Regions from separate parts of the Mus musculus genome. Here regions 2 and 3 are each linked to region 1. A link is a loop called in an ENCODE intact Hi-C map of the cell type or tissue named here. Cell type or tissue: left cerebral cortex. All regions are shown on one strand. Each heading gives the region's core, and the rest is flanking DNA. Links, peaks and the distances in the headings are about the cores only. Region 1 holds the start of Mlip (muscular LMNA-interacting protein). Region 2 has its middle 59 kb from the start of 5730403I07Rik. Region 3 overlaps 5730403I07Rik (RIKEN cDNA 5730403I07 gene).

Region 1 (10,492 bases), core at 968-8,967:
GTCTTCCATAGTAACTGCATGTCCTCTGTTTTGATCATATTTTACTCTAGAAAAGTAAGAGGTAGTCCCACAAAAAAATAATAGTATAGAAATTCTGAATGACTATGGAGTCTGGGCTTTGACTTTGAGAAGATGATCTAAGAAGAAGTCACTAAACATGTGAAGGGCAAGTGTATATGAGGTAAAAGATGACAGGGCTATCTTTGTACATGCAGTGTGGAGAGACAGCAGAAATGTCAGGACCAAGAGTCAGCACAGTAGCACAAACATGAAAAAGTCAGAAAGTGAGGTCCAGAGAGTCTCTGGAACTGGCAACATGGACATTAGGTTATTGATTAGAGATATTCTTTGTGAGCATGAATCAACTGAAGAAAATTTGATAGCCCTGTGTTAGACTTCACCCTTGTTCTTGAAAGATCTAAACTACTCAGTAATATTTGTCATGGGATATAATGTTCTAGTAACTGGTGAACATATGTGAATACAATGTTCATTCTTCAGGGCATTTAAAGTATATGTCACACCCTTCTGATTCAGCTTTCACCCTTTAACAGGCTCTTCTTTGTCATTTGCCATTTGTTCTTCCAATGGCAATCTGGGAATAATTGGAGTCAGAGCCCAGAGTTCCAGCCAGAACTTCAGGGAGAGATTCCCAAGAGTCATTTTCCCCACCTAACTCTCTCTGCTTTCAGCCAACCTGACAACCACGGTGTCCTGAGACCCTGAAACTCAGAGTGGCTTCAGAACTGAAAAGGAAGAATCACTCAGTTGATCCACAATAAGATTAGGGAACCAACAATGATTGAAATACTCACACCACAAAGATGTGACCAGATATCAATACCAGGAAATACCATAGAATTTTTAACTCTGTGCAAAAACATAAATATAAACAACCAAGACAATATACCTCTTCCAGAATTCCACACCCCTATTTTAATATACCCTTAAAAGGTGAATTTAACTGAAGGATAAGACAAGAATTTCAAAATAGCAATTGTGAATATGTTAAAGGACTTTAAAGAGGATACGAAGGCTTGGAAATATAAGCAAACACTTGAATGAAATAATAAAAGCAATTAAGATATAAAAATAGAATCTAACAAAGAAATAGAATCACTAAAGAACAGCAAAACTGAAATAAAACTTGGTAGGGAAAATTCAAGAAATCAAAAGAGTAAGTTCAGAGAAAAGTCTTAACAAAAAATTAGATGAAATATAAAAGAGAATTTCAGGTAAAAAAATATCTTTATGAAAAGATCAAACCTACAAGCAAAGGGAATAGATAAAGAAGAAACTGAGGTCAAAGGCACAGAAAATATATTTAAATATCATAGAAGAAAAACTCCCAAATCTAAACAGATATCTACTAAGGAGCAAGAGGCATACAAAACATCAAATAGACATAGACGCCACCAGAAAAGAAAATCCCTGTGATACATAATAATTAAAATATTAATTGTAAAGAGCAAAAAATAATATTAAAAGCTGAAGGAAAAAATATCAAGTCATATATAAAGGCAGACATGTTAGAATAACAACTGATATATTGATGGAGACTCTGAAAGCCAAAATGACCTGGAAGGTGCCCTACAAGCTCTGAAAAGCCACATATGTCATATATATAAAAATTATACATACATATGTATAATTTTTGCTGGATATATCCGACAAAACTATTGGTCATAATCAAAGGAGAAAGAAAAAATATTTCATGATAAAAATAAACTTTAAAAATTTCTTTTTGGCAATTTAATTCTACAAAAGACACTATAAGGAAACTTCAGTCTGAAGAGAATGTTAACTATACTCAAGGAACAAATAATCCAAGAACAGTTAACCAAATAAATTTTTTTAAATCCACAATAAAATGATAGGAATTAATAAGCAATGCTCAGAAATAACTCTCAGAATCAACAGTCTCAATTCCTCAATAAAAGAGCATGAAATATCAGATTTTAATAGAAAACAGAATCCTTCTTTTTACTTTCTCTGAGAAACACATCTCACCATTAAGGATAGACATCCCCTCAGGTAAAAGAATGGAAGAGGTTATTCCAAGCAGATGGATCCAAGAAAAAAAAATCAGATGTAGTTATTTTAATTTCTGACAAAATGAACATCAAATAACAATAATCAGAAGAGATAGTAAAGGACAATGAATACATATTGAAGGAGAAAAATCAAACAACAGATTAGGATAATTGCAAACTATTATGCACCAAATGCAAGGGCACCCAATTTCATAAAAGAAACACTACTATGCTAAAATCACATTGATCCTAACACAATGAGGGCGGATAGCTTCAATACCTGATTCTCACCAGTAAATAGATTTTTCTTATTTCTTCCTTTCTGCCCTCCCTTTTTCCCTTCTTTCCTTCCGTCCTGCCTTGCTTTTCTTTTCTTTTCTTTTCTTTTCTTTTCTTTTCTTTTCTTTTTTTGAGAGAAAGTTTACAAAGTTGTGTGGCTAGAAATGAGAAATATCTTGAAAGAGTTGGGGAATGGAAATAATATAAACAAAATATAACATAGAAATTAAAATTATTTGTCATGATCTCTTTACGATAGCCGTGTCAGAGTTGACGAGTAGTAGCTCATCATCTAAAAGCAGTGCTTCCCATTTTTTCCTTAGTGGGAAGAAAGGTTAGACCCCTTACAGGACCGAGAAAGAAAGGCCATTAAGGCTAATCAACAACACATAATGAATGCTACTGACTTCCTAGGTTTTCCTAGGGATGTTTTCTTACATAGTTAAGCTTGTCAATGTCCTGCCGAGATGGAGAGCGGTGTAAAGAGGGGTACCACTGAGTACTCAGTAGTTGAGATTCCTTGTCAGCTTGATCTGATTTTGAAATCTCTTAGGAGACACTGCTGGTGTGGCTATGGGAGTACCTCCAGAAAGGCTTAACTGATGAGGGCAGAGGACCCACCTGGATGTAGGCAGCAGAATTCAGTGAACTGGGGTTCCAAGCAAAAGACAAGATAGGAGAAGCCTCATTGGTGACAGCATCCATCTTCTTTCTGCTTCCTGACTGACAGTACAGTTTAGCAGGCTGCCTCACACTCCAGCTGCCTTGCCTTACTGAGCATGTTAAACTGCACACTCAAACCACAAGCCAGAATAAACCCTTTCTCTCTTAAATTGCCTTAGGCAAGTATTTGGCTACAACAATAAATAACTATCTATAATAATTAAAATATTTATCCTTTCTTCTCCTTTGGACAAAATAGTCATTTAATAGTTATCAAGAAAGAAAGGATGATATGTTGACCTCACTTCCAGGTGCTTATTCTTGCCCTCATTTTCCTATGAAATGATTTGGTCTCCTGAAGTCTATCCAAAGGAAATTAAATAGATTTATAGGAAAGGCTTCAGTATAGCCCACAGGTACAAAACCCATTGACCCTTAATAAACGGCCAGTAGCCATATCTTCTAAAGCATATACAGTGATCTAAACTTACTTCCCCAAGTGCCTTGCACAATTGTCCAGCTTGTCTTGTCTTAAATCTCTAAAGTACAAAATTCTGCAAGGGATACTTCCACCTATAGTCTTTTAAAAAGTTGGTAGTTATAATTTTAGTACACAAAACAAGAACAAAAGGAAGCCAGTACATAGATGAACAAGATGTGCCCTTCTCACAGTATGATGGAGAGATTTCTAAACATGAACACACGATGAGAAAGAAGGCCATTGAACAGGAGCAAGATAGTGGCCTTCAACTTTATGGCTACACTCTGCCCACAGGAACTTCAATGCCCTCCCTAAGTGAAATATCGTCATCAATGTAGGGAAGCAATTCTACTTCCTTATTTTAGTTGAACAAATACATTATATATAATATTTACTTATTACATATAGATATATGTGTGTGATATGTGATATATGTTATATGTAATCTAAAGATTAAAGGCTTACCTCACTGAGTTACTACTGAGTAGAAATAAACTCAGGGATTGATTCCTGTCCTTATATGCATATTCCAGAACATCAGGAAAAGGGCAACCCTTTGATATTAACTTTCAAGAAAGTACTACAAAATTAGCACCCAGGTCTTTCACTGTGTTTATCTAGCACCTGTATTGTGTCTTACCAGAAACCTAAGGTTCACTTGAAAGGACCTTTTGATGGAATGGGATTTGAAGCTACACTAGCCACACTGTGGAATATTCTGAAGATCTATGTTAGCCTGTAGACTGATGAATCCCTTGCTCAGAAAAAAAAAAAGAAGAAGAAGAAGAAGAAGAAGAAGAAGAAGAAGAAGAAGAAGAAGAAGAAGAAGAAGAAGAAGAAGAAGAAGAAGAAGAAGAAGAAAGCCATTTACCATTTACTGCACACTGTGTGGCAGATCTAACAGAGCCCCAAAATGAATCGCTATGGAGACAAAAAAAAAAAATCATTTTCCCACAAAGCGGAAGCGGATGCAAGTTAATGGCATTCGCTTCTTAATTGGCAATTAACACTTTCAGCTGCCAATGCCATTTAAACATCTGATCTTCGGGAAACTATTTTAATAACAGAAATAAGAACTAAGTGGATTAAAATAGTGGCTTGAGATACCCCTTTTGTCAGACTGACCCCTTCTCACCGGTGGCACAGGCTATAACATGAGAGGTGTTTTCCCCAGTGCCTCGCAGGCTGTAAGCTCCTTTGCTCAGCTTCAGGCTGTGTGCTATTCTTTCTTCTATTTCCCTAAAAGTGCCCCCCAAACACACCACCGTGTTGGCACCCGCAGCACAGAGGACCAATAGCCTCTTACTAAGAAAAGACATCACAAGCATTCAAACATTAACTCTATGCCAAGCGCAATCCTTGGCTTTTTCTTTGCCCAACAAGCAGTTTTGTCTTTATCAGTTGCCCGTTTCTCTGACTATAGATACCATCTCATTTCAACAACACAGACAAATTTATCAGCTCCCGGGTAGCTCGCCCTCACACCCTCCGGCATATACCAGAACTGGGTGTCTTTAAAAGTTACTGAAAGCATTAAGCAAAGACTTCTCTTTACCTTGGGTGTGGTCTCAAGGCTCCCCGCTAAGATGCAGGAGGTCATTTGGAAGTAATTGTTCCTGCAGGCACTCAGAAGCCCCTGCTCTGAAAGCAAACCAATGACTGAGGTGGAAAGAGAGCCTGTTACTAAAACAACACAGGCACACGCACGCAATCGCCTACACACACACACACACACACACACACACACACACACACACACACACACACGCAAGCACATACGCATGCACCCATATGCACACGCACACACGCGCGCACACACACACACACACACACACACACACACACACACACACACGGTTGCGGGGGAGGAGGAATCTAAAAGAACACAGAACAGATGCTTCTCCGAGTTGAGTATTTTTCAGCTCCAAAGGGTTTGTTTTGACAATTTTTACTTTTGGAACTTCACGAGAGGTCACACTGACTGCTAAAATGGGATCAGTGGAAGTGAAAAATTGCTACCTCTATGTGTTTGCCCTCTTTTCCTTTCAGGCTTGCAGTCCAATTATGTATTCCCTGAAAGGAAGGGAGAAGCCAGATTGGACAGCAATGAGAAGCTGATTGAAGGGCCCTGGCATCTGCCAGTTTCAGTGATTGGTTGACCACGCTCGCAGAGAACATTCAGATGCACAAACACATGCAAACACAGCGTCTAAATAAAGAACTGGAAAACACAGTGATCATTTTGGAAAGCCAGTCATTTCAGTGACAAGTCCTTGGCGTGTGAACGGCAGTCAATGATATTGGAGCATCCGAGTGACTCAAGTTCTGCTGTTAAACAAAAGTAGCTCTAAAAGAGATCTTGTTACCAAATAGCTGTCAAAACAAAATTCCCTTCCACTGTTGCTGGAAGATAGTGACTGCCCTGCCTACCTATAAACAAGTCACAAATATTTCTCACGAGATTGATTTATTCAGTATTCCTATTCTCTAAGCATTGATTTTTTTCTACAAACCTATGCAATCTATATTTGTGCATAAGCACTGGAAGATGTAATGTGGAGGGAGCTGGCTATATACTGAATGCTATGCAAAAGTGAAGGTTTTATTTCACGTACAGTTACAGCATTTAATATTTTCAACATTGTCAAGAGCTTGAACTTAGGACAATCATGAGCGCAATAATGACTCACAGTGATTCTATTAAGAAGCAGGGAAACTATTGCAAATAACACTAGTACATCTTGCCCCAGGAAAGGGCCAAATTTCTAAATGTATGTGCTGTTACATCAGTAAGAGATATCTTCTGACATCTACACTCATGGTTATGTATATCTGATGCCAAGAACCTTTCATTCTTTCTGAGAATATACATAAATCTGTCATATAAATAACAGAGATACAAAGAGAAGAGAGTTTTAAAGATCGCCCATCACCCATCCTATAGTTCTTAAATGTCACTGCATGATCCGCCATTGGCAGCACCTTTAGAACTGTAGTTTCTGCTTGAGAAGTTCAGCAGTGGATTCTCCACACCTGCACTTTCAACAAGCTTCTGGGTTGTATCCTGTTGCTGGTGTGTTGTTCTCCTACTTCTCCTCTCTGTTGCACTGATAAGCATCATGACCAAAAGCAACTTGAAGATAAAAAAGGCTTATTTGACTTACACATCCTGATCCCAGTCTGCCACTGAGGGAAACTAGGGCAGGCAGCAAGGAGGAACACTGCTTATCAACTAGCTTCCAGGCTCACTTTCTTATACCTCCCAGGACTTGCCCAGGGGTGTCACCCCTCACAGTGGGCTGGGCCCTCTCATATCCATACACCATCAAGAGAATGCCATAAAGACCTATCTACAAGACAATAAAATGGGAACATTTCTCTGATTGAGATTTGTTTTTTTGCCTGGCAACTCTAGTTTGTGTCAAGCTGACAAAAACTAAACCATGCGGTGGTATTTTCCTGACCGTTCATAAAGCCACAAGAGCACAGACATTTGCTGTGAATTAATTGCAAGAATTTGGCTACACTCAGAATGGGAAATGGTATCCTGTTGGATCTAGAAGAATTTATCTGACAGTCAGAGAAGATTTAGGGAAGCCCTTGTTAGAGCAGTAAGAGAAGTGAGTAGCATGAATAGACAGGAAGCAGAGGACACAAGTCAGAAGATCTTGGACCTCTGAGCTGTTCTGAATGTCTACCCTGTGAATGTGAATAAGGAAAGCATTGCTCCATAGAATCCTACAGTTAGATTCAGCTCGGGCAGCCCATGCTTATGTGTCAGATACTATCCCTTGTATGTTACTTCTCATGGCACTGTGGGTTTTTAACTTTATAAATAATACAAGAGAGTATAAAAAGACTCCTAAGACCAGAAAAGTCGGTCAAATCTAGATTATCATCAAAGACTTTGAATCAAGGTATTTTAACTTTATGCGTCATTCAATAAGGATTCAGAGATGAATATGCGTACTTCTAACCTCAAAGAGTGCCTGCCGTCCAGTCTTAGATGCACTCTTCTCTGAAGTCTATCTAGTATATGGATCCCGGGCCAGTGATGTATAGAATTTTGTCAATGGCTCCGTTTATTCTAAAAGAGCTTGACAACTCCAGTGTTCTTGTCTTCTATGTCACTCTGCTTTCCCTACTAGGATCTTGTCTTGTGCCCATTCTCTTCTTCAAACATAAAGCAAAGAGGGCAATTAAGCCCAAATTTGGAAAAGGAAACATTTTAGCCTCTGTCTTTAGCTATATCCAAAGCTTTCCTTGAAGCACTTTGCACCATCAGAACAGTTAACCTGTCAACTTGCAATTTTTGTCTATCTTTTAGCATTTTTTCTCTCATAATTTTCAATTATTGTTTCATTAAAAATAATCATTGCTGTTACAACTACTTCAGTGAGAGAAGTCATAATTTTTACTTAAAATAAAAACTTAAAAGCCATGCATTGCAGCAACATTTGTCAACCATCTGGTTAGTTACGTTTATAGCTCCAGAGAGTACATGAGTTTAGAATAGTTTCTGAAGAAACCATTCGCACTTGGCCAGCAAATGATGATGGTCCCTGATTTAAGACAAATTCTGTATCTATTCTTCCATTGTGGTACATCTGGGTTGTTTCCAACTTCTGGTTATCACAGATAAGGCCGTTATGAATATAGTGGAACACATGCCTCTGTGGTATGCTGGGATATCTTTTGGGTATATTCCCTAGAGTGGTATAGCTGGGTCTTCAGGTAGATCTATTTCCAGTTTTCTGAGGAACCTCCAGATTGATTTCCAGAGTGGTTGTAACAGTTTGCAATCCAACCAGCAGTGGAGGAGCATTCTTTCTCCACATCTTTGCCAACATGTACTATCACCAGTTTTTGATCTTAGCCATTCTGATTGGTGTAAGGTGGAATCCCAGGATCATTTTTATTTGAATTTCCCTGATCACTAGGACTTGGAACATTTCTTTAAGTGTTTCTTGGCCATTCGAGATTCCTCTGTTGCAAATTCTGTCTAGCTCAATGGAATACTATTCGGCTATTAAGAACTAGGACATCATGAATTTTTCAGGCAAATGAATGGAACTAGAAAATATCATTCTGAGTGAGATAATTCAGATCCAAAAGAACATGCATGGTATGTACTACTAATAAGTGGATATTAGCCAAAAAGTACAGAATACCTAGGACACAATCCACAGAACTCAAGATTAACATGTCGAAGGGCCCAAGTGAGGACACCTCAATTCCACTTGGGAGGGAGAAGAAAACAATCATGGGAGGCAGAGAGAGGGAAGGATCTGGGTGGAAGAGGAGAGTGAGAGAAAAATGGGGAACATGATCAAGTATGGGGGGGGGGACAAGAGAGAAGCTCTGAGGGCCAGCAGAATGAGTGGAAATACACAACATGGGGGAACTCTTAAGAATGTACCAGAGTGGTTGTACAAGCTTGCAATCCCACCAACAATGGAGGAGTGTTCCTCTTTCTCCACATCCTCACCAGCATCTGCTGTCACCTGAATTTTTGATATTAGCCATTCTGACTGGTGTGAGGTGGAATCTCAGGGTTGTTTTGATTTGCATTTCCCTGATGATTAAGGATGTTGAACATTTTTTCAGGTGCTTCTCTGCCATTCGGTATTCCTCAGGTGAGAATTCTTTGTTCAGCTCTGAGCCCCATTTTTAATGGGGTTATTCAATTTTCTGGAGTCCACCTTCTTGAGTTCTTTATATATATTGGATATTAGTCCCCTATCCGATTTGGGATAGGTAAAGATCCTTTCCCAATCTGTTGGTGGCCTTTTTGTCTTATTGACGGTGTCTTTTGCCTTGCAGAAGCTTTGCAATTTTATGAGGTCCCATTTATCGATTCTCGATCTTACAGCACAAACCATTGCTGTTCTGTTCAGGAATTTTTTCCCCTGTACCCATATTTTTGAGGCTTTTCCCTACTTTCTCCTCTATAAGTTTCAGTGTCTCTGGTTTTATGTGGAGTTCCTTAATCCACTTAGATTTGACCTTAGTACAAGGAGATAGAAATGGATCAATTCGCATTCTCCTACATGATAACCACCAGTTGTGCCAGCACCATTTGTTAAAAATGCTGTCTTTTTTCCACTGGATGGTTTTAGCTCCCTTGTCAAAGATCAAGTGACCATAGGTGTGTGGGTTCATCTCTGGATCTTCAATTCTGTTCCATTGGTCTACTTGTCTGTCACTATACCAGTACCATGCAGTTTTGATCACAATTGCTCTGTAGTAAAGCTTTAGGTCAGGCATGGTGATTCCACCAGAGGTTCTTTTATCCTTGAGAAGAGTTTTTGCTATCCTAGGTTTTTTGTTATTCCAGATGAATCTGCCGATTGTCCTTTCTAATTCGTTGAAGAATTGAGTTGGAATTTTGATGGGGCTTGCATTGAATCTGTAGATTGCTTTTGGCAAGATAGCCATTTTTACTATATTGATCCTGCCAATCCATGAGCATGGGAGATCTTTCCATCTTCTGAGATCTTCTTTAATTTCTTTCTTCAGAGACTTGAAGTTCTTATCATACAGATCTTTCACTTCCTTAGTCAGAGTCAAGCCAAGGTATTTTATATTATTTGTGACTATTGAGAAGGGAAATCAGTCTGGCAGTTCCTCAGAAAATTGGACATAGTACTACCGGAGGATCCAGCAATACCTCTCCTGGGCATATATCCAGAAGATGTCCCAACCGGTAAGAAGGACACATGCTCCACTATGTTCATAGCAGCCTTATTTATAATAGCCAGAAGCTGGAAAGAACCCAGATGCCCCTCAACAGAGGAATGGATACAGAAAATGTGGTACATATACACAATGAATTACTACTCAGCTATTAAAAAGAATGAATTTATGAAATTCCTGGCAAATGGATGGACCTGGAGGGCATCATCCTGAGTGAAGTAACCCAATCACAAAAGAACTTGCACAATATGTACTCACTGATAAGTAGATATTAGCCCAGAAACTTAGGATACCCAAGATATATGATACAATTTGCTAAACGCATGAAACTCAAGAAGAA
Region 2 (10,492 bases), core at 1,210-9,209, 89 kb after region 1:
TCATTGTCTTGAATGATGCATCCACTGTTGAGTTACTCATGGTCCAACAGAGAGCTCCACATTCATGCTCACAGGAGTAGCACTGGCTAAAAACAGTGGACCACAAAGCAAAAAATAACAAAATAAAAAAAGAAAGCAATAATAATTGTTAAAAAGACATGAAGATGGGATGGAGACTAGGAGAGAGGAAGGAGAATGTTAGAGAGAGATGGGGAGGCATATAAGAGAGGGAGGAGGGATGAGTATTATATGTGTACATGTCAAAAACAAACTAAAAAATTAAATACTATATATAAAAATATCTCTATATATAATTTACACACTAAGAGAAAGTTTCGTAATCTCTGTACTCTATCATTCCTCTTTGATGGGGGTATTGGCAAACACAGAGAAACTGCTGTGTCCCTCGTGTCATACTCTGGATCACTTTCACATAACTCTCTGATGATACTACTGCCAATGCCAATAGCCTGCAGTGCTGCCAACGTCACAGTTGCTGCCATCAATCTACACAGGGTGTCCAGGACTCTCCCACACCACAGCATCAAACATGCTTGTTTTCTGGCTCTTCACATCCTATGAAGATTCTATGAAAGACAACTCAATTTGTACTCATAGCCAGGATTGGAGAGGCTGAGTTGGAGATCAATCAGAAAGAGAAGCCAGCCCTTATACTTGTGGATTTCTGCTTTTCATGAACAAAAATCTTAATATCCCATCTGTCTCTTCCCTTGGGGTATGTCTCTTCCTGAGATTCAACATCCTTTGAAACTAGTCCTGGAAATGTGTCAAATAACCAGCTTTTCATATGTAACTGAGGCTTAATAGTATGCTATTTAGGTTTAGTTCGGGGTCTCTGAAATGTATTAAATTATATATAGTGCAGTACACACAGAGAGAGAGACACACATTCACATACACGCATGCGCGTGTGCACAAACACACACACACACACACACACACACACACACATACGCACACACACACACTTAGGTATATACGTACCATGTCTATATAGCTCAAAGTTTTAAGAGTACCACTCCACATTGACCCAGATAATGAAGCACCAAGAACATGAGGTCCCTAACCTTAAAGGAGCTTCCCATTCTCCAGGTGGCTGGACTTACACAGGCAGAAGCATAAATGCACTCAAGGCCTCTCTATGCCTGCTGCCAGATGAATTCAGCACCATGTCTCAGGCAGTCTTGCGATCCTTTTTAATACACTTTCATCAATCAGCTCAGCCATCAAAATATGAGCTCATTACCAAAAAGTCATTTTCAGCTATTTGAAATTTCAGTATGATTGAAAAATAAAAATTTATCCCACAGAATTATCCTTATGTGGACACTTAAGTCTGTAGAGTTAGGACTGTAGCAGACAGAAGGATCAATGACACTGGGAGAACAAGGCACAAAGAATCAACTAAGCAGGGCTTGCAGGGCCTCACAGAGACTGAAGGAGCAATCACGGAGCCTGCATGGGTCGCACTATGTCCCCTGCATATGTGTTGTGTTTGTTTAGCTTGGGGTATTTGTGGGACTCCTAACAGTGGGAGTGGAGTCTGTCCTTGACTCTTGCCCACTCTTGGGACCCTTTTCTTCCTACTGGGTTGCCCCATCCAGCCTTGATATGAGGGTTTGTGCCTTGTCATACTGCATCTTGTTATACTATATTCAGTTGAAGCCTGTTTTTTTCTGAAGAGGAACAGTGGGTCTGGGGAGAGAGAGGATTTGTGGGGGGAACTGGAAGGAATGTAGAGAAGGGAAATTGCACTTGTGATGTATGACAGAAGAAAAAAGAAAAAGGAAAAAATAATTTGTATAGTTTGGCAAATGAGGATATCCTGAACAAATACATTCATGGACAGATACATAATGTCTGTGACATGGATGATCTATGATGCTTCTACTTTGGATAAAAGCTGTATTTTCTAGCAAAATAATAAAAAACAGAGTCTGGTACACCAAACTCCCTTAGGTATTGCCATCATAAATTAGCAATGTTCAACTGTTTATTCTTTTTATGAACAATATTGCATGAGCATTGTTTCAGTCAAGCACACATATATTTCTTTGCTTTTAAGAAATTCCAAGGGTAAAGCTACCTGCCCAAAAGCATATTGTTGAATAGTTGGGTCTCTGGACCTATTACTCTTAAGGAATATTACTCTTAAAGACTATATATTTCAAAGGGAAAACTCTTTTAAAAGACTATGAGAAATGTTCATTTCCTGGGAAAATATTATGTAAAGGGAAAAAGTGCGAGAGAAAGAGGTAAGGATGATGATACTGTGAATAAATAGAATCTGGGCTTGAACCCCTTTGAGGGCTGGCAGGGGAGGGTAACTTGTGTGGCTTTGATCTTCAACATTGTAGAAAATGGATTTTAATAAGATGTTGAATCAAGTAGTGTCACTTACTGTGTGTCTGAGATGAACATTCTGTGCACTCACATGTGTACCAGGATGCTTTCTGTCTCTCCTCCTTCTTATCCCTTCCTCTAAAGCCCCACATTGAAAGTCTAAGAGCCATGAGATGGGCACCACCATGTGCATATCACAGCCACACAAGTCAGCTTTCAAACCTCTAAAATGGGAGCATTTCAGTTACATCATCTACATTTTTTCTCATTTTTATTAGTTTTTTGGGAGTTCTGTGGAATGCGTTTTGGTCATATCTATCCCTTCCCTGCCATCCAACTTCTGTCCTCTTTTGTTTCCCCCTTAACACATCAACTATAGCTTATACTGCTCAGATACTCTTGGATATGTGGCCTTCACTGGAGGGTGGTCTATCCACCAGAGGCCACGCCCTTAAAGAAAAGTGGCTGTTGTTCTCCTAGAAGCTAGTAACTGTCAGTAGCTCCCCACATACAGATCTCAACTCAGAAATAAAAGCATCATTTAAAAAAATAACACGTCACCACTGAAAAGTACAGATCCCATAATAAGGCCCCTAAAAAAGGCAAAGAACATATTAAGCCATTAGGATGGTAATAACTACAGCAGAGCAACTCAAAGACGAGAGATGGATGAAATAGAGGAGTCAATGCAAGACATGGAAATAGGATTTGACTTTTCAAGATCTATGTATTTTGGCATGCCACATGACATAGCTTACACAATGGTTTCACCTAGTCCTGTGAATGCCTTCGTCCATGTGTGCTGCATGACTAAGAACCTACCTCTATATCAAAGAACAGGAGTTGCCTTCTCATTGTCCTGTGCTTTAGAGTTCAAGACCAAGGCACTGAACATGTTGTGTCTGGAGAAGGCTTGGTTTATTCTTTTAGTAGAGATGGAGACTCCCATGTGTCCTCGAATAGAGAAATGAATAAATGGCAAAAAGAAAAAAAGGACAGTTGCTCCATCCTGTCTCGATTCCCTAACGTCTTTAACAAGATCATAACTTCACTCATTAGGACTCCAATCACACAGCTTAATTACCCTCTCACCTTAAAAACCCCAGTCCTCAGGAGAAGCACATTGGTTTATTTCAGCATATGAACTAAGAGGGCAGATTCTGATCATAGCATTTTCTAATAGACAATGTGAATATCCTACAACAACCCAGGCACAGGGGCAATCAAGTGGATGTTGTAGTCAAAGCCAGCCAGGGATACACAAGGTGTTCAAGGCCAGCCTGAACTACATATCAACATTCTCTTTCAAGAAACAAACAAAAACCTAAAATTGGAATTTTAAAATGCTATCTAGCACTTATCAGCTATTGATTGCAAAGAATATGCAACATGAATAAAACATTGAGAGAACCCTTTAAAAAATAAATCAGAGCAAGTAGGCGGATGGCTTCACGGATAACAGCATGTGCTGCTCTTGCAGAGGACCAGAATTTGGTTCCCAGGGACTATACCAGGACCAAACTGCCTGTCTCTCTAGTTCCAGAAGAACTGATACCCTCTTCTGGCCTCTGCAGGCACCAGCACTCATGTGTATTCATCTATACACGCACGCACACACACACATGCATGCATGCATGCAGGGAGAGAGAGAGAGAGAGAGAGAGAGAGAGAGATTAAGGATCTTCTTGGTTCAAGATGTCTGATGAAGCATGTATCTCTTGGCCACTCAAAAGAAGTTTCAAAGTTAAACTCTCAACCAAGAGAAACCTGGTAGGAGAAGAGAATCAGTATGAAAAAGCATGCTGTAATTTTCTAGGGAAAAAGAAAATGGAGCAGTGGGGTGAAGCTGAGTTGAAGGAAGAGACCCTTAATGGACACCTTGTAATTCCCGAGGGTGCCCCAGTCAGGGAGAGAGATCCCACAGAGCCTTCATTATGACGCTGAGCTTACAAGAGGGTTCTGTGGAAGTCTTGGGGGGTCACCTCATTTCGCACCTCAGACTTAGTAGTAGCAGTTGTGAGGAAGTGAACAACTCAGACTGCCCATTCCTGTGGATGAATGAATGCATTTAGACTGAGGAATGATTGCATGCATCTGGATGGATGGATGGATGGATGGATGGATGGATGGATGGGTGGATGGATGGAATGGAATGGAATGGATGTACCTACAGGAGAGCAGAGCAGACAGCCTGACAAAGTCTGCAGGAATTCCCAGCTGAGAAGCTGAGCTCAACTGCAAACGCAGTCAGGATTGGCAAAGATTTTATTTCATTCCCCACAGGCTTAGGAGAACCCCACTCTCTGCAATAAGCTTGTTAATTCATGCTGACATTTTCTGCCTTCAGCCTCACGCTATGACATGATATCCCGAGAGAAATTACAACAGGCTTGGAAAAGCAATCCTACTGGCTCTCTGATCTTCTAAGATGAAGGTTATCAAGTCTGTACTTAAAATCATGAGGCGACCCCTGGACCACTGTATCCTGATATTTACAAAGGCACGGGGCCTATTTAATAGAACCAGGTGGAGCGGTGGCAGGCTGTTGCCCAGAGACCACCCATGCAAGGAAATGCCCATTAACTCAGAAAACTCACGAAAGGACCCTTGGGAAATATTTAGGCAAAAAGCACTTGCAAAGAGCCAGCAATTATATCACAGCCATCCTCCAAAAATTATCTGAAAAATCATCTCCTTGCTTTCATGAAGGTCATGTAGCACTGCAATTCTGTCGCGAAGATAGTCTATTCTCATCCCCATCCCTTGGGGGAATCGTGCTTAGGGCTGAACTTATACATGATTGTAATTCCCACGAAGACGACTTGAAAATACCCCCCCTTGCCTTGTACAGTGCGCTCTAAATGTCACTTTGAAAGCTGAGCTACAGCCTGCAATCCATCTGCCTCGCTTCTGTATTTGCCATCACACACAGCTACATCAAAAGAGCCATTCAAACAGCGTATCCCGGACTTACGTTATCAGCAGACACTGCTTTAATTAGCAGTGGTTCTCAAAAGGCTGGATGGCTTCAAGAACTGGATTTGAACCAGAAAGCAGAAATCTGGATTCTTATCAGTTTCACTTCTTAACTCCCCCTGGGTTCTAATCTTCTCCAGCCCTTGCTTTTGTTAACGAGAAAAAGAAACATGAACACCGGCTAGGATTTTGCCTCTCTCGTGCTTCTACGTGTTTCTTTTTTTTTTTTTTTTTTTTTTTTTTTTTTCCTCAACCTGCTGTGATGCGGAGGGGCTAAAATTAAAGCAAGGAGCAATCGAGCTTATCTGTGTCAGGCGCTTTGCAGGGGGTGGTTAAAACTACAAAACAGAAGGAGTCACAGCTGAAGAAGCCATTTTGGAAATGACGTTTAAAACAAGTTTCTTCTGTGTTCTAAGTTTTCATTGCTGATTAAAAAAAAACAATATTGTAATATTCTGCAAAAACACTATTTTATTTTGATCTTTCTACACAAATAGTGAGACCTTTACATTTTCTTCTCGTCACTTATTCCACAATATTCTCCCATGATCAAATTCCTGACTCTATTGTTTCTCAGTAAGAAAAAGAGAAAAAAAACTGCAAAAATATGCAATTGAATACATGAGTACTGAACTGTGAATTTTATATTTTAAAAAGTCTTTTATTAATAGCAATAACTTCTACAAACACATTTACATATAAAAAATAAACTGCCTCAAGACTGCTTCTGTTTGCAAAGGATTTGCTAAATCCGTAGCAAGGGGACATTTTTCATACACTTATAAAATGCTACACAGTACAACATTCCTTGAAAAACCAATCTAACCTCTCACTTTGTAGATAAGGAACCACAGGTTAAGTGATTTGCCAAAGGTCACATAAACACAACTTTTTTTCTCGCACTGGGCTCCTTGAGAAGGCTCCCAGGAGCTACCCACCATGTTAGCAGCACAGGCCGTCCTCATCTGCACCCAGAGTTACATGCAGGCACTAAAAGTGGATTTTTACAGACAGCTGAGGATTGGACTAAAACACCCAGTTCATCTTTTCCCCAGGCTCACTGTCCTTACAGGCACACAGTAGGACTTCAGTTCTCACACCCTTCACAGGATCTTACATCCTCTGTACTTAGTGGTCATGGATTCATCAAGATTTTTTATTATTTATTTGTTAGTGGCTCTAAGAGAGAAGGGACTAGAAATATGTCAGGGTGGGATTGTTCTTACATAAGAGAAACATGTGGGAAAAGCAACTCTTGTTTAATATCACAATGTGTGCAGCTTTACCTCTTCGCCAGAAATAAAGCCAGAATTCCCTTCCTGCTCATAGAGATATGGAAAGCCGCCTTTCTCTAGATAGCCTTATCTTAATCAGAGAACTCTCCAATACCTGATGCAGAAGGAACAATCCTACAGGCTCTTTAGTGGGTTCTCAGAGAGTTTTTGGTTCCCTGAGAAATAAAATTAAATTACTAACAATGAATACGTTAGCAATGTTCCTTAAGATTCGGAAGTGGCCCTGAGTCCAGAAACCCAGAGCAACCCGCCCTGAAGTTCCTCTTTGTGGACTCTAGCCGAGGGGCAATTACTGAGGAACTGCCTGCAGCATCTGCCTGCCTGGTTTTTAAAAATAATTATTTCCAACGAGCATTTTGGATATCGACTTATTACAGAGTGTTGGCACTCTCTGGAGAAAAGAGTCCAATAAATAAATGATATAATGATAATTGAGCCATCCTGGAATGTGCCAAGTAGGAGGGTTGAGTGCACAAAGAGCAACCCCATTGTTAAACTACACTAGAATACCCAACATTGCCCATCACACACACACACACACACACATATGTGCACATCACCACCAACACACATACAGCAACAGCATAAGAGAATTGAAGTCTAGGTATAAGTTAGCTCACACTCACTAAGTAATCAGACAGAATGGTCACACAAGGCAACTTCATCAGTGAAATCACAGCACACGGCAGAGCAGGAATCATTTGCTCATTCTGAGAAGTAAAAAAGTGAATGGAATAAAGTTTCCAAAACAATGAAACTCACACCAAAGAAAAGGGTGGTTTTATCTTTCCTATATGTTGACTACCACCAAGATGAACTTGTTAAAAAGACAAATAGTAATGCCGCCTGACATTCAGAGATTTACCACTTTTTTTTTAATTATAAAGTTTTCCTGTACAGAATCCTGTATGAATCAGAAACAACATTCATGTCGCGATTAACAAGTAACACACCAGAAATAGTAGCAACAAAACCTTTTTATCAGCTCTCTTCCGTAATGAGTACTTGCTGACAATTAACTCTAACGAGACACAGTTAAAAAGAAAAATGAGTAGGGGGATGTTAGGAGAAAATACATTACTGCATGAAGTACTCTATAATTGTCCCATTGTTAAGACATTCTGGTGAGTAATTATGGACTTGGCTGCCACAGATCTATATGAGAGACTGGGGTGTCTGTGTTGTGTATGCTTAGAGTATTTCCAAGCTATTAAAATTTATGCTTATCATTCATAATCCGCTTGAAACACCTAAAGCTCACTGCTCTTCTTAAAGTCAGAGCCTTTGCTAGATTTGCTCTGCCTTATTCCAAATAGCCATTGAGAAACACAATGAATCATTAGAATCATTTTTCCTAAGACTGTTTCTATCTGTATTATGCCCAACAAAATACAATGTCATCAGATAATCACATCAGGAATTAAACCAAAAGCATTACTCCTGCATTGTTCTGCTTGCTAACAAGGTTGTTCTCAGAAAGTGAGTAATTTTCCTCCTATTGATGGAGTTATAACTTTTACTTAAAGAGCTGTATTTCTCTGGGTTATCATGATTTTGAAGGCATAATCTTTCATATTTTACATTTTATTCACAATGATTAATACCTTTAATTTTGTTTATTTTCACTGTATTCAAAACTAATCAAAATTATTTTCTCTCTGAATTAAAAAAATTGTAAGGTAATTTGTAAACTTATATATGCCATTTTTAAATTCAAGGTGAGTCAGTCATTAAACATGAAAAGTAAAATTTTTCATCTTCTTATGTCATATATTCTGTTAGAATTCTAATCATCAGGTGCCTACTCACCTCCCCAGAGATCTCCTCTTCCCAAACAGCATTTATGACATTCCAAAATTAACTACGGTCTTGCTTTGCATCTAACAAGTTTGAGTATAAAATGAGTTATTGTTATATAATTACTGTATAATATCACTGAACCGTCAATACTTGAGACAATAAGATTGTCCCTTGAGACACATCACAATAACACAATAGGAGCTAATAGCTTTATATATGAAATTTAGTTAGTTTTATCACCTCAAACCACATTATGTTAGAATGCCCTAAGGAACATGACTATTTCTACTACATTAATATATGAATAGTTCTTTTCATTTCAAGATTTCAATTACTATAAATGTGAGTAACCTTTTTTGCTAATACACTGTACTTGTAAATAAGACTTGCTCTGAAAAAACAGCTAGGATATTTTGCATTGGTTTTGCTTAGTTTTTAAGACATATTAAATAGAAATTGATAGCTGTTTTTAAACTACTCCCAAATTTACCTTATGTTATAGACTTTTGTGACACCAAGCTTGAGGTTTTTATTCTATTAGATGCATGTTATAAAGTTATATATAAAATCAAAAGACTAGCTTACATGATAATCTGTAATTACATTCTAGAGTGCACAGTTCCTCGAACCCTCAACCGGCCCTGGTAACGTGTTAAGACCTATCACACTCATCCATTAGCTTAAGACACACTAACTCAAGCTCCAGTGTATCCCACAGATACATGTTAAATACAATATAAGGCTCAAAAAGTACATTCCATAGTGTTTTCTGAATCTTCCTGAGTATAGACACTTCCTTTGGAGGAAGTCATTCAAAAAAAAAAAATCAGAGTTCCTGGGAACACAGTTCGGGATGCAGAAGGACCAGAAAAACAAAAGTCCATTCAGCACTAACATCTGTGGCTGTGGAAATGACCACACTGAAATACGTCATAAACAGCCCTCCCCTCCCAACCCCTGCCACATTCCCCAGACCTTAGCGTTAGTGTAGTCTGCCTTTACAGCTTCCATGACTAAGAGGTCAGCATGCGTCATAGCAGATTTCTCAAGGGCTGAGGATAGACTTGTAAATCCACGGAAACTGACTTGTCACTACAGTGTTTGGAAGTTGGCTATGATAGCCACCTGGTTACGCATGACTTCACTCAGCACTGGCAGCTGTAGAAAGCTTTGGAGAATCTTCTTTTACGGATGTTTCATATTATTAATTAGATGAGAGGGAAAGTAGCTAGCACCCAGGAATCTTTACTGTTAGCCACCAAACAGCAACGACTTCAGGGCGAAGAGAAAAGTCAATATTTAAAAGTAGATGGGACTGCAAATATGGTTCTATGGATAAAACATTTGTCATCCTGCTAGGACAACTGGAGCTCCGGTCTCCCCACATCAAAGCCAGACAAGTGGGTCCCCTGCCTCCAATCGCAGTCCTTAAGGAGGCAGCAGTGGGGATCCCTGGAGTGAACTTGGCCAGTCAGACCAACTGGAATCAGCAAGCTCCAGGCTCAGCTATAGACTCTGCCTCAGTCCCTTAAGTAGACTAAACTACTGAGAACCATATCCAACATCAATTTGGGCCCTCCACATTCACACAAACACAAATGCATATGCATCCACATACACGTGAACATTGAAACACCTACATCGCACACATACACACACACACACACACACACACACACACACACACCAAAAAAGGTAGAAATTTAATTCCTTCATCATAGGATGGCACATAGTTAGGACTACCACTTCAGTTTTGTCTGTTTCTAGTAGAATAAAGTATGTCTTTCTAAATGCTGCAGGAGATTGTCTTACTTATTCATGCACATAATAACTTAAAGTGGTAAGTGAAACTGTGTATGTTGCCTTCTGTCATGATACACATTACAATATTGTTCATTAAAATCCAGAGAAATACAACTTTAGTTAAGCAAGGTACAGATGTTCTCCCCTTTAGAAAATTATTCTCCTCTTTTAAAAAAAAATGTAAGAAATAGTACTATTTGTAGTAAGTATAGTGAATAATTTTCAGAACAAAGTGAACTCCATATAAAATATTT
Region 3 (10,492 bases), core at 1,603-9,602, 120 kb after region 1:
AGTGTAGTCCTTCTAATCTCACAGGATCAGAGAAGCCACCTGTCACTGTACGCTAAAGGGGGTTTTGTCACAAAGAGAAGTCCCTCCGAGCCCAAAGCAATGTGTAAAATGAAAGGACTGAAAACCACAGAACTCAGTACTGTAAGCAAATGAAATTGAAATCTCAGCTATGGAGCTGCGAATGTGAGTTTATCTCCAGCAGCCACGGCGGCGCTAGGAAGAGCCCTAGCTCTGTGAGTCGCCCTCCAGTGCTATGTGTGCCATCATGCAGATAATTTAACCATGACTCTCACACATGCTGCCTGGATATTTGCCTCCAACGGGGCTGCCTCTTTTCTCTAAGACCATCTTAAGAAAGAACTTTGCTCCATCTTTGCTGTGTTACCTTTAAAACTGATGTAAAATGAGGCTCCACCCCGGACCCCTGACAACTTCTAATGACTGAGCTCAGGAGCCACCACTTCTGTCCTCTCTGAAGTGGTGCTAGAGATGACTGACAGCTACTGTCGTCATTATCATGTGGGACGCAAATGCCAGGGTTACAACACAAACACAAATACAATACAAAATGCCAGAATTACAATAATCCAAATTCAGAAAGCTTTAGGTGGTGGCTTCATCTTAAATCCTAAAAGGATATTTACTTAAGTGTGTGTGTGCATATATCTGAAATATATATATACATATATGTGTGTGTATGTGCACGCATTCATGTGTGTGCCATATTAAAACATATATGTATATCTGAAGCATATATTGGTATATATGAAAACACCACAGCTTATGTAGATATAGAATCCTATACATCATTCAAATAACTGGCACAGTAATAAATTTTATATAAACTGTGTCAATAAATTATTTATTTGGGAATTTTTGATCAATTCCTCACATCATATAGAAAAGTAAATATTACAGCAAGCCACAATCTGAGTTTTAAAAATATAACTACATAAGTATAGGGAAGAAGAACATGTTCACCTGTGATACAGACTAAGAAACGCTTTTTAACTATGACTAAAGCCAAATCCAGAGGCACCTTAAGAAAACAATGGCAACAGAACTAAATGCTTTTAACTGAAGACTCAACGGACATAGGCAAAGTCAGATCATAAAATACGAGCCAGAAGGAAATATGTTCAATATACATAATATTGATGTATCATAGATAAAGGGCTACTATCCCAATTATATAAAGAAAAAAAAACTTTAAAAGTTGAGGGAAGTAAAAAAAAAATACCATCGATCAATAGACAATAAAATAAAAACAGGCAACTTACTTATATGAAAAGATATTCACTTCATTAATACTACTAATAATGCACAGTGACTGAAATCACAAAACAGTACTCAGCAATAAGATTTGGAAAAATTCACAAACCTGAGCAGAGGGCATCGGGAAGCCAGACTTTCATACATTATCATTGGGGTACAAGATACTGCTACCCCACAGAATATCTAACAAATTGAACGGAGTTCCCTCTCAACCCTAGGAACCCTGCTCCTGGAAATTTATCCCCATAATATCCCTTCAACAATTTGAAATACAGACAAGAGTTTAGTCACCATAAGTGAAACTTTGTAGAAACAGTCAAAGGAGCCTGAACACACTCCGAGCCAAGCACAGGATGGCTACTGTGATGTTCTGTGAAGGAGTGAGCAAGTCCTCTGACCAAGGCAGGATACTAGCCAACAAGTGGAAACACCCTCCCGCTGGAGAACAAATACCACACTGTGAGCTGGCTTATACACAAACAAAATGTAATGTTTCTGTTTTCGGGGAGGGAGGGTGGGTGGGTGGAGGGGAGGAGAAACAGCATGTTTTGTTGTCTGACCAGAAAGGATGCCACAGAAGAGGAATATGGAGGACAGAACACATTCCGGATCCACCTGCTTTTACCTTTTTACTTTCGGAAACAAGTTAATGTTCAATGTACTCCTATAAAGGCTCAGCAAACATCACGGAAGAGGGGCAGAACGAATGTGAGAGTGGAGGAGGGAAGGAATTCCGGGAAACACTGTCTTCTAGACGCGCGGGTTTCCGCACCGGTGCCACATCCCCTAAGCACACAGCATTGGTGCTTACCCTCCCAAAACTGGGGCCAGGCGTTTCTGTCATAGAATGGGGAAGGGCTTTGTGAGGCTCCAGCTGCAGGTAGTTGTGGTTGGTGGGGAAGGGAGGGTCACATCCTTTAGTGGTGTGGCCAGGGGTAAGCTGGGGAGACAACCCACCTCTTGCTGTGCAGACAGGCACACAAAAAGAAAAAAAAAGAAAAGAAAAAGAAAAAGAAAAAAAGAAAAAGGCAAGATGAAAGATAGAGAGAACTGGCTGGGTGGGAGGGGAAGGGGTTCTGCAGGCAGGAGTGGTAAGAGAGGATAATGGGAGATGTGGTCAAAATGTAGTATATACATCCGTGAAACTGTAAATGAATAAATCTGTTTAGAGAAAAAGAAAATGTTTTTCTAACCAACTAAAATTTCCTCCACTATAAAAACAAAGCTAGCAGGGCAAAGAGGGGACAGTGCAGCAAATTAGCTCAAGTGTGTGTCAAATGAAAATTATAATCATCACACAGGGCCAAAACTGTTTCTCAAAAATAGATAATTTGGGTTATTATCTAATAACAACTTGAGCTATTATATAATTTTCATCACAACCTCCTGTGCCCCTCAGTATGGCCAGGGTGGGAAGATGGAAGAAAAAGGAGAATGAAGACCCTCGCTTCATTCTAGTGCTTTTATTTTGTTGTAGGTTCTATATGAGCATGGCCATTATTTTTAGATGTGCTATAGGACTGGGGGGATGTGTGGAAGTTTTGGAAAGCCATGGCTCTCACTCCTGGAAGAAAAAAAAAAAAAAAAAACAGCAAATGTGGAATGGGGAAGGTGTTCTGATATGACCCAGTTCCGGTGGATGAATGCCATCTCCATACAGCTATGGACCCAAAGTTGATGGCTGTGTGTTACTGGTTGGCAGTGAGACCTACAATTTTTGATAAAAGGGTATATTTGTGGTTTAGGATAAAGATGATTTCACCCAAGCTAGAATATAGCTGGTTTGTCTTAGAATAATATCGAAGGGGTCTGTGCAAAGCTATGGTTGTAAAGTTCTACATGCTACTTGCCAACTGGAATGGCCATTCTTCCATAATCTGGGGCAAACCAAGGTGGTTATAGTCACATAAAGCCAAATCCGCACAGAAGGCATTGACTATGAACTGAGGCTGACACAGTCGCTAAAATACGGGTTGTGGTACAATATATACATGTAGACCCATCTGTGTATGCTGTGTGTAGTATATATGCATGTTTGTGTGAATGTTTACATGCCTGTATTCCCGGATCTTCTAACTAAAAACTCTGGAAAGAGATATCTCTGAAGCAATGAGTTCAGCTAGTGATCTTTATCTTTGATGCTGTTCTCCACTAAAAGGAAATAGACATTCTTGAAGAAGTGGATTAAGGCAAGGTTCCAGACCACAAGGAGCACCTGGAATATGCTGTTACATCAGAATATAAGGATATGTTCACATGGATAACTGCCATATGGCACAGGCACACAAAACCAGGTTGGACGTCTCACAGCTAGCCAGATCCAGACTAATCTACGAATGGAGCTAAATGTGGATGAGAACTGGGGGGGCCATCTGAAGCACAGAACAGAAATGGGGACTGTGTATCCACACAGATGATGCATGCTACTGTGGTTTTACTGTGTTTGTTCCCTAGATTCTGACAATAGACCATGAAGGACCCTATGCTAATAACCGGGGGTGAGTGGGGAGCCTGGGTGATTCGGGTATTGTAGGTGGGACTGGGGGGAGGGGGGGCCTTGAAGACACAAAGAAGGCACTCATCATGAGAAAGGAGCCAAACAAGATGCACAAACTTTGATGGTGCCTTGATCTCTGACTTCTTAGCATCCATAACCATAATCAATACAGGAGACTAGCTTAGCACACACACACACACAGAGGAGACTAGCTTAACACACACACACGCAAACTAGGAGAAAGGAGGGGTCTAGGCTCTAGTTAATTCCCGGGTGCTGGCTGGAAAACAAATAAACAAAAGCAAAAACCCACCAGAGTAGATCCTTACTTATCATTGAGTTACTACCACAATACCGGCTGGCTCAGGCAAGCATCCTCCACAAATGCTAACACTAAGGGGACATTGAGGTGAAGATGCTGATGGCCACACAGTCTTAACGTGTCTCTCTGTAGACCATTTGCAGTGGGGAAAATGATGATCATTTACAACTTGAGAATTGGTGCAGCCGTTTTGCGTGCTGAAAATGCATTACCCACAGGGTGAACTGGCTCTCTGAGAAGCGCGCATTTCAGAAATGGCTATATCCTGGCATCATGATACAGCCTGACTCTAGTGGTGAAGAAATTCAGACAAAGTCATAGAGAGAGGAGTCTTCTACCCTTGCCACAAAACTTTCAATGCCATAAAAGTGGGAAAAGTCTGCAGAAATGTTTTAGGGATGTGGAACGCGCCTCCTGGCTACAGTTTGCGCTGAGGCAAAAGTAAGCCACATTGCACATTAGCGGGATGGAAGGGCATTACACTGTAAATTAAAGAATCACTGACATGTTCACTCAAACTGGTGCCTTCCCTGAAGGGGCATGTCATTGCATGTGCGCATGAGAGAGAAAGAAAGGAAAGAATAGGACCGGGAAACAAACAGTCTAGCAGGTAGAGATGACGTCACCAGGGCATGGACCCTGAGGACTGGTGAAATACTGTTCTTTATGCTATTCTTACTCAAGAAACTTCCATAAACGTGAAATTACTTCTAGACAAAAAGACACATGCATATACATCATACACATATGTCTTCAAGAAGTGACATCTGCCTCATCAGTAGAATGTGTGACTTGAGGAATATTTTTCAAAACACAAAGGAAAATAAACAGCCATTTGTTAAAAGTCATCCAGTCTTTTGGTTGGCTCGATTAACCATCGATAGAATGGAGAGAGGTAATGTTTGCTTAGGCTGGAAGATAAATCAGTCTGTCAAGGGTGGCAAAATCACTGCTAATGAAATGAGCTGTCTCGGTGATGTACGGGGAAGAAAAGGAATTTTCTGTGGCCCGAAGGTGCTCAGGACTCAGAACCTCTGGGGACACTGTCCTCCCCATCCTCCCCGTCCTCCCCGTCCTCAACATTCTCCCCGTCTTCCCTGTCCTCCAGTCTGACTCCTTCCAATGAATTCAACTGGCTCATGGTTTGTTCTTACCTTTCAAAGACTGACTATCAAACCCCAGGATGATACTTAATCTCTGGGCCCTGGGGGGTATTGGCTTTCTTATTACTAATATTTAACTTCCATGAAGCCAGTTCTAAGGATCTGATAAGTACAGAGGAAGGGAGACCTCAAAGAGGAGGGACTGGGAAGACTTGGCTGGGTTCTGCAAGCTACCCTGGATAACAGCACTGAGAGATTTCACTGAAGTTTTCCGATAAAATAAGAGCATCCGCCATGGGAACTTAAAACTGAGCACTGATACTCAAAGCTTAAAGAAATAACAGGGAGAATAAAACCCTCTCGGAATTGCCCTGTTCTCCCCAGACACATGTCACACTTTTCTATGATTTAGTAACTGCTGAAAAATGGTGCTTTCGGCCCCCTGCTTTGAGCTGTGGAGAAGACACAGCTGAACAACAGCCTTTCTCTCAGGTAAAAAACTGTACATTAAGTGCAATCGAGACCTCTCTAAAGTGTGACCAGCACTTCTCGTGAGCTGAAATCTTTCCCATTCTAGGAGATAACACAGACAAACACACACATACATCTGTCTCTCACACACACTCTCATACTCTCTCCCCCCTCTCACACACACACACTCTCTCTCTCTCTCTTTCACACCCACACCCTCTTTTACACCCACACCCTCTCTCTCTCACACACACGCACACATACACAGACACTCTGTCTCCCTCTCTCTCTCTCTCTCTCTCTCTCTCTTTCTCTCTCTCTCTCTCTCTCTCTCTCACACACACACACAGAGCCTCTCACACATACTTTCTCTCTCTCTCTCTCTCTTTCTCTCTCTCACAAACATACACACTGTCTCTCACACACCCTCTCTCACACCCCTCTCTCTTACCCCCCTCTCTCTCTCTCACACACACACACACACACACGCACACACACGGGGGGTGGGGATAAAGGAGGAAAAAGCATAAGCAGAGATGAAGGCTGGCAATGGAGTAAGAAAAGAAACCTTTAAAAGTCAAAGAGTGGAACACGGAGGAACCATGTTGGACCCAAGCTGACTGATGGTTTTTCTACTCAACATCACAAGGGAGCCAGCCAGCTTACCATAGGCCCACAGATCAGAGACCGTGAGCTGCCCAGGTGAGGTGGCCTGGAATGAAAACCTCTCAGCTGACATCTAGAATGTCCATTCGGAATTCGAACTGAAAGGAAAAGTTTAAAAACGGGTAGTTCTAAAATCACTTCCTTGGCGACTTTGTGAGGAAATATTTTAGAAAGCTTTAAACCGTAATCGAGAGGAAGATGTTTTCTTTTTGTAAGAAGTTGGTGGCTTCCTTCTCACACAGCAGATAAACTTGAAAGGGTCCGCATTAGGAGTCCACAGAGCAGCAGCCATGAGGCACTGAGTAAAACATACGCCACATATCTTGGCAGAACTGTATTCACACATCACTGTGACTGGTAAATCCCACAAATGAAGTTAACATTTCTTGGAGGTGTTCTCATGCGCTTTTTTTAAGTCTTCGCTCTTAATAATAAGATTTCCAAGCGAGAGCCACAGATGTGGCTTTTCATTGTCCTGCAATACTGAAGACTAAGTCATGTCACAAGCTTTTTAATACAACTCTTTCTTTTGGGTGGTTCTAATAAGAAATACTCATAAGGACAAGATGCTATCATTGCCCTAACATACACCCCAAATCCAGTCCCTGTGGTACCCAGGAGATCTTGACACAACACCATATTAAAGCCAGTTCTAAATCTGACTTGGACTGAGTTGCTCCCTCTGCTAAGCTACACATGCTTCACACTTCACGTAACGTGCCTGCTCATGCATGTCCATCGCTTTGTAGGTTCTGTGTAGCTTATGTCCATCCTCAACTGCTCAAAAGTCAAAATACCAAAGCCACAAACTGGTTGGCTGTTAACTCCTCTTGGTGTTTCTATAGCACCTTCAAGGCAAGATGGTTTATTCCGCCAGTCTTCAGGGGTGTATGCCTGCCTGTAACTGTAGCAGTTGGCAGATAGAGGCAGGAGGATCAGAGATCAAGGTCATCCAGAGCTATCCAGAGAGTTCAAGGCCAGCCTAGGACACATGAGACCCCGCCTCACAAACAGGTAAATAAACATTGATTCCTGCAGACGGTTCCCCTCTTCCCATCCAACCCATAGATCCTAAACAGTCTCCGACCAACTTACTCAGAAAATTAAAAGGTCAAGAGCTGACTCAGGAAGAGGGAGAACCAAAGTTGCCAGGGCAACAGGCTGAAGCCATGTCTCCTTCCTCCCCTCTCTCACTTCATCAAGCTCCTCCTAGAGTCCTGCAGGATTTCTCAGCAGGGGCAGGGGTGGGTGAGGAGAGACACATGGGCTTTACGCCGACAATACCTACGTGATACCGGGGGTGCTTGGATCCTACTAGAAAGTTGAGTAGCCTTTTCTCCCCCTTGTAAAATGTAGTTGAGTGAGCATGTTGAGAGTCAGTCTACTGTAAGTAACCCTCATATTAACACTAGACAACTTCTCCCTTCTGAGACATTGAGAAAACAAAGCTTGTCTCTCTCATAAAGGGGAAATACCCCCGGGGGACATTATAGGCTTACTTTATGGGTCCGGTTACTTTTTTCCCCACTGAATGTTCTCCAAACAAATGAGACAAGTTACTTATTGCAGATGCTGAAGCAGATGTAGGATCGATTATCTGGGCAGGACTGGGCCAGGGATGGATTAAGCCAAGGGGAAAGTCGAGTCACCTCAGGCAGGCCACTCTGGGCTTGACGGCTCCCGCTGGAGTGGGGGGAGGCACAGGAAGTAACACCGACCATCCGGATGTGGGGCACACTCCCCCTGCTGGCCAGAAAGGACCAGACACCACGATTTCTGCATTGCTGTGGAACCGACTCCACGGGGCACACAACCCAGCCACTTCCATCCAAAGCAGTACCATTCCCTGGCAAAGTCACTCAGCAGTCCCAAACCACCACGTTTAAAAACACAAGGAAGTGAGCTCCAGGAGTCTTGCCGTGGGCTTGTTCCCATGTTTATTAAATCTAGTTTTATCAGCCAAGGTTTCCATCTGGAAAGCCACCATTAGCTTCTGGTCCTTGGCCTCAAACTTCAGCCCTCCCTAGGTAGGGATCCCTATGATAAAAGGCAGCTGGTGGGGTGGCAGCGGAGCAAACTTACCAGGCTGAACTCCAGAAACCAGGGTGATTTCTGGCTCGCCAGGTAGTTGGACTCTAAGCTCCAGCCAGCATGGGCTCTCTAGTTGTTATGTGAACAGCACACTTCGCATGCCCCCTTTCTTATTGTGGCTGCCCACGGCAAAAGCAACCGCAATGGCGAAGAAGCACGAGACACCCTCCTGAGCCAAGCTTCCCCTGGGAGTTTCTTTCCTTCTCTAGCATGATCATCTTTATCACCCAGCTACGGGCTAGAGCTGTCCTTCATTGCCAAGGGACTCACACCGAAGATAATCATTTGTCGAGCATGTGTGGATTCTGTCAGCCTGCCAGAGACCAGTGTTTGTTTTTGCCCCTCTCTCTGAGCATGTCAATTCTCAGGACGGATTACTGGTTCCAGACAATTGCCAAGGTCAAGGAAGTCACTGGTCGCTCTGTGCTCTAACTCAGTGCTCCAGCCCAGTGCTCAGGCTTCATGAAGAACTGGATGTGTTGGCCCTAATTCTGATCTTGCCCTTTACAGCTGTGCATCATTAAACAAATCTCTTCCCTACATGTGTTATTAACTTAAAAATTCCAGGACCTGGGATATGAGGCTCATATCAAAGGGACACTTCTAGCCCTGTATTCACAGCCATGAATCAATCACCTTCAAGAAAAAGTTAAAATCCGAATCACCTATTTAATGATGCTCAGATGCCCAGACAATATCCCAGTCAGTGTTTTTAACAAGGGAAAAATCAGTATGAACCACGGGTTGTGAAGTTGTACCAGGCTGAGATGATGCTTCTCTGTAAGCCACAAAACAGTTTGCTTAAAACATACAAGAAGTCAGTTTTGATCCTTAATCATCAGGGAAATGCAAATCAAAACAACCCTGAGATTCCACCTCACACCAGTGAGAATGGCTAAGATCAAAAATTCAGGTGACAGCAGATGCTGGCGAGGATGTGGAGAAAGAGGAACACTCCTCCATTGTTGGTGGGATTGCAGGCTTGTACAACCACTCTGGAAATCAGTCTGGCGGTTCCTCAGAAAATTGGACATAGTACTACCGGAGGATCCAGCAATACCTCTCCTGGGCATATATCCAGAAGAAGCCCCAACTGGTAAGAAGGACACATGCTCCACTATGTTCATAGCAGCCTTATTTATAATAGCCAGAAACTGGAAAGAACCCAGATGCCCCTCAACAGAGGAATGGATACAGAAAATGTGGTACATCTACACAATGGAGTACTACTCAGCTATTAAAAAGAATGAATTTATGAAATTCCTAGCCAAATGGATGGACCTGGAGAGCATCATCCTGAGTGAGGTAACACAATCACAAAGGAACTCACACAATATGTACTCACTGATAAGTGGATACTAGCCCAAAACCTAGGATACCCACGATATAAGATACAATTTCCTAAACACATGAAACTCAAGAAAAATGAAGACTGAAGTGTGGACACTATGCCCCTCCTTAGAAGTGGGAACAAAACACCCATGGAAGGAGTTACAGAAACAAAGTTTGGAGCTGAGATGAAAGGATGGACCATGTAGAGACTGCCATATCCAGGGATCCACCCCATAATCAGCATCCAAACGCTGACACCATTGCATATACTAGCAAGATTTTATCGAAAGGACCCAGATGTAGCTGTCTCTTGTGAGACTATGCCGGGGCCTAGCAAACACAGAAGTGGATGCTCACAGTCAGCTAATGGATGGATCACAGGGCTCCCAATGGAGGAGCTAGAGAAAGTACCCAAGGAGCTAAAGGGATCTTCAACCCTATAGGTGGAACAACATTATGAACTAACCAGTACCCCTGAGCTCTTGACTCTAGCTGCATATGTATCAAAAGATGGCCTAGTCGGCCATCACTGGAAAGAGAGGCCCATTGGACACGCAGACTTTGTGTGCCCCGGTACAGGGGAACGCCAGGGCCAAAGGGGGGGAGTGGGTGGGTAGGGGAGTGGGGGTGGGTGGGTAAGGGGGACTTTTGGTATAGCATTGGAAATGTAAAGGAGCTAAATACCTAATAAAAAATGGAAAAAAAAAAAAAAAAAAAAGAAGTCAGTTTTGCTCC

Evidence for each region. Peaks named below come from ENCODE experiments on the same cell type or tissue, not always from the same donor. Only the 100,000 strongest peaks of a DNase experiment are listed, where the experiment ranks them.
Region 2: it touches region 1 in a loop (8-fold over the local background); 6 of 42 quality-filtered maps call a loop at or near these places.
Region 3: it touches region 1 in a loop (6-fold over the local background); 3 of 42 quality-filtered maps call a loop at or near these places.

The regions. Positions count from the first base shown.
Region 1 is chr9:77,246,736-77,257,227 of GRCm38, forward strand. Mlip (muscular LMNA-interacting protein) reads right to left here and starts at 5,117. Exons shown (of 11, transcript NM_001368955.1): 1 at 5,012-5,117. The coding sequence starts at 5,056. In left cerebral cortex, for the core only: no CTCF peak of the experiment used is centred there; DNase peaks (open chromatin) are centred at 4,095, 5,144, 5,353, 5,597 and 2 more places; H3K4me3 peaks cover 2,842 bases; H3K27ac peaks cover 4,989 bases.
Region 2 is chr9:77,335,078-77,345,569 of GRCm38, forward strand. It overlaps a transcript of Mlip not described here. Among named protein-coding and RNA genes, the nearest start is that of 5730403I07Rik, 59 kb to the right of the region's middle. In left cerebral cortex, for the core only: no CTCF peak of the experiment used is centred there; DNase peaks (open chromatin) are centred at 4,365, 4,678, 5,302 and 6,285; H3K4me3 peaks cover 1,326 bases; H3K27ac peaks cover 1,382 bases.
Region 3 is chr9:77,369,231-77,379,722 of GRCm38, forward strand. The region is part of intron 3 of 5730403I07Rik (RIKEN cDNA 5730403I07 gene); the gene reads right to left. Among named protein-coding and RNA genes, the nearest start is that of 5730403I07Rik, 25 kb to the right of the region's middle. In left cerebral cortex, for the core only: a CTCF peak has its summit at 8,092 (motif pointing left); DNase peaks (open chromatin) are centred at 3,579 and 8,081.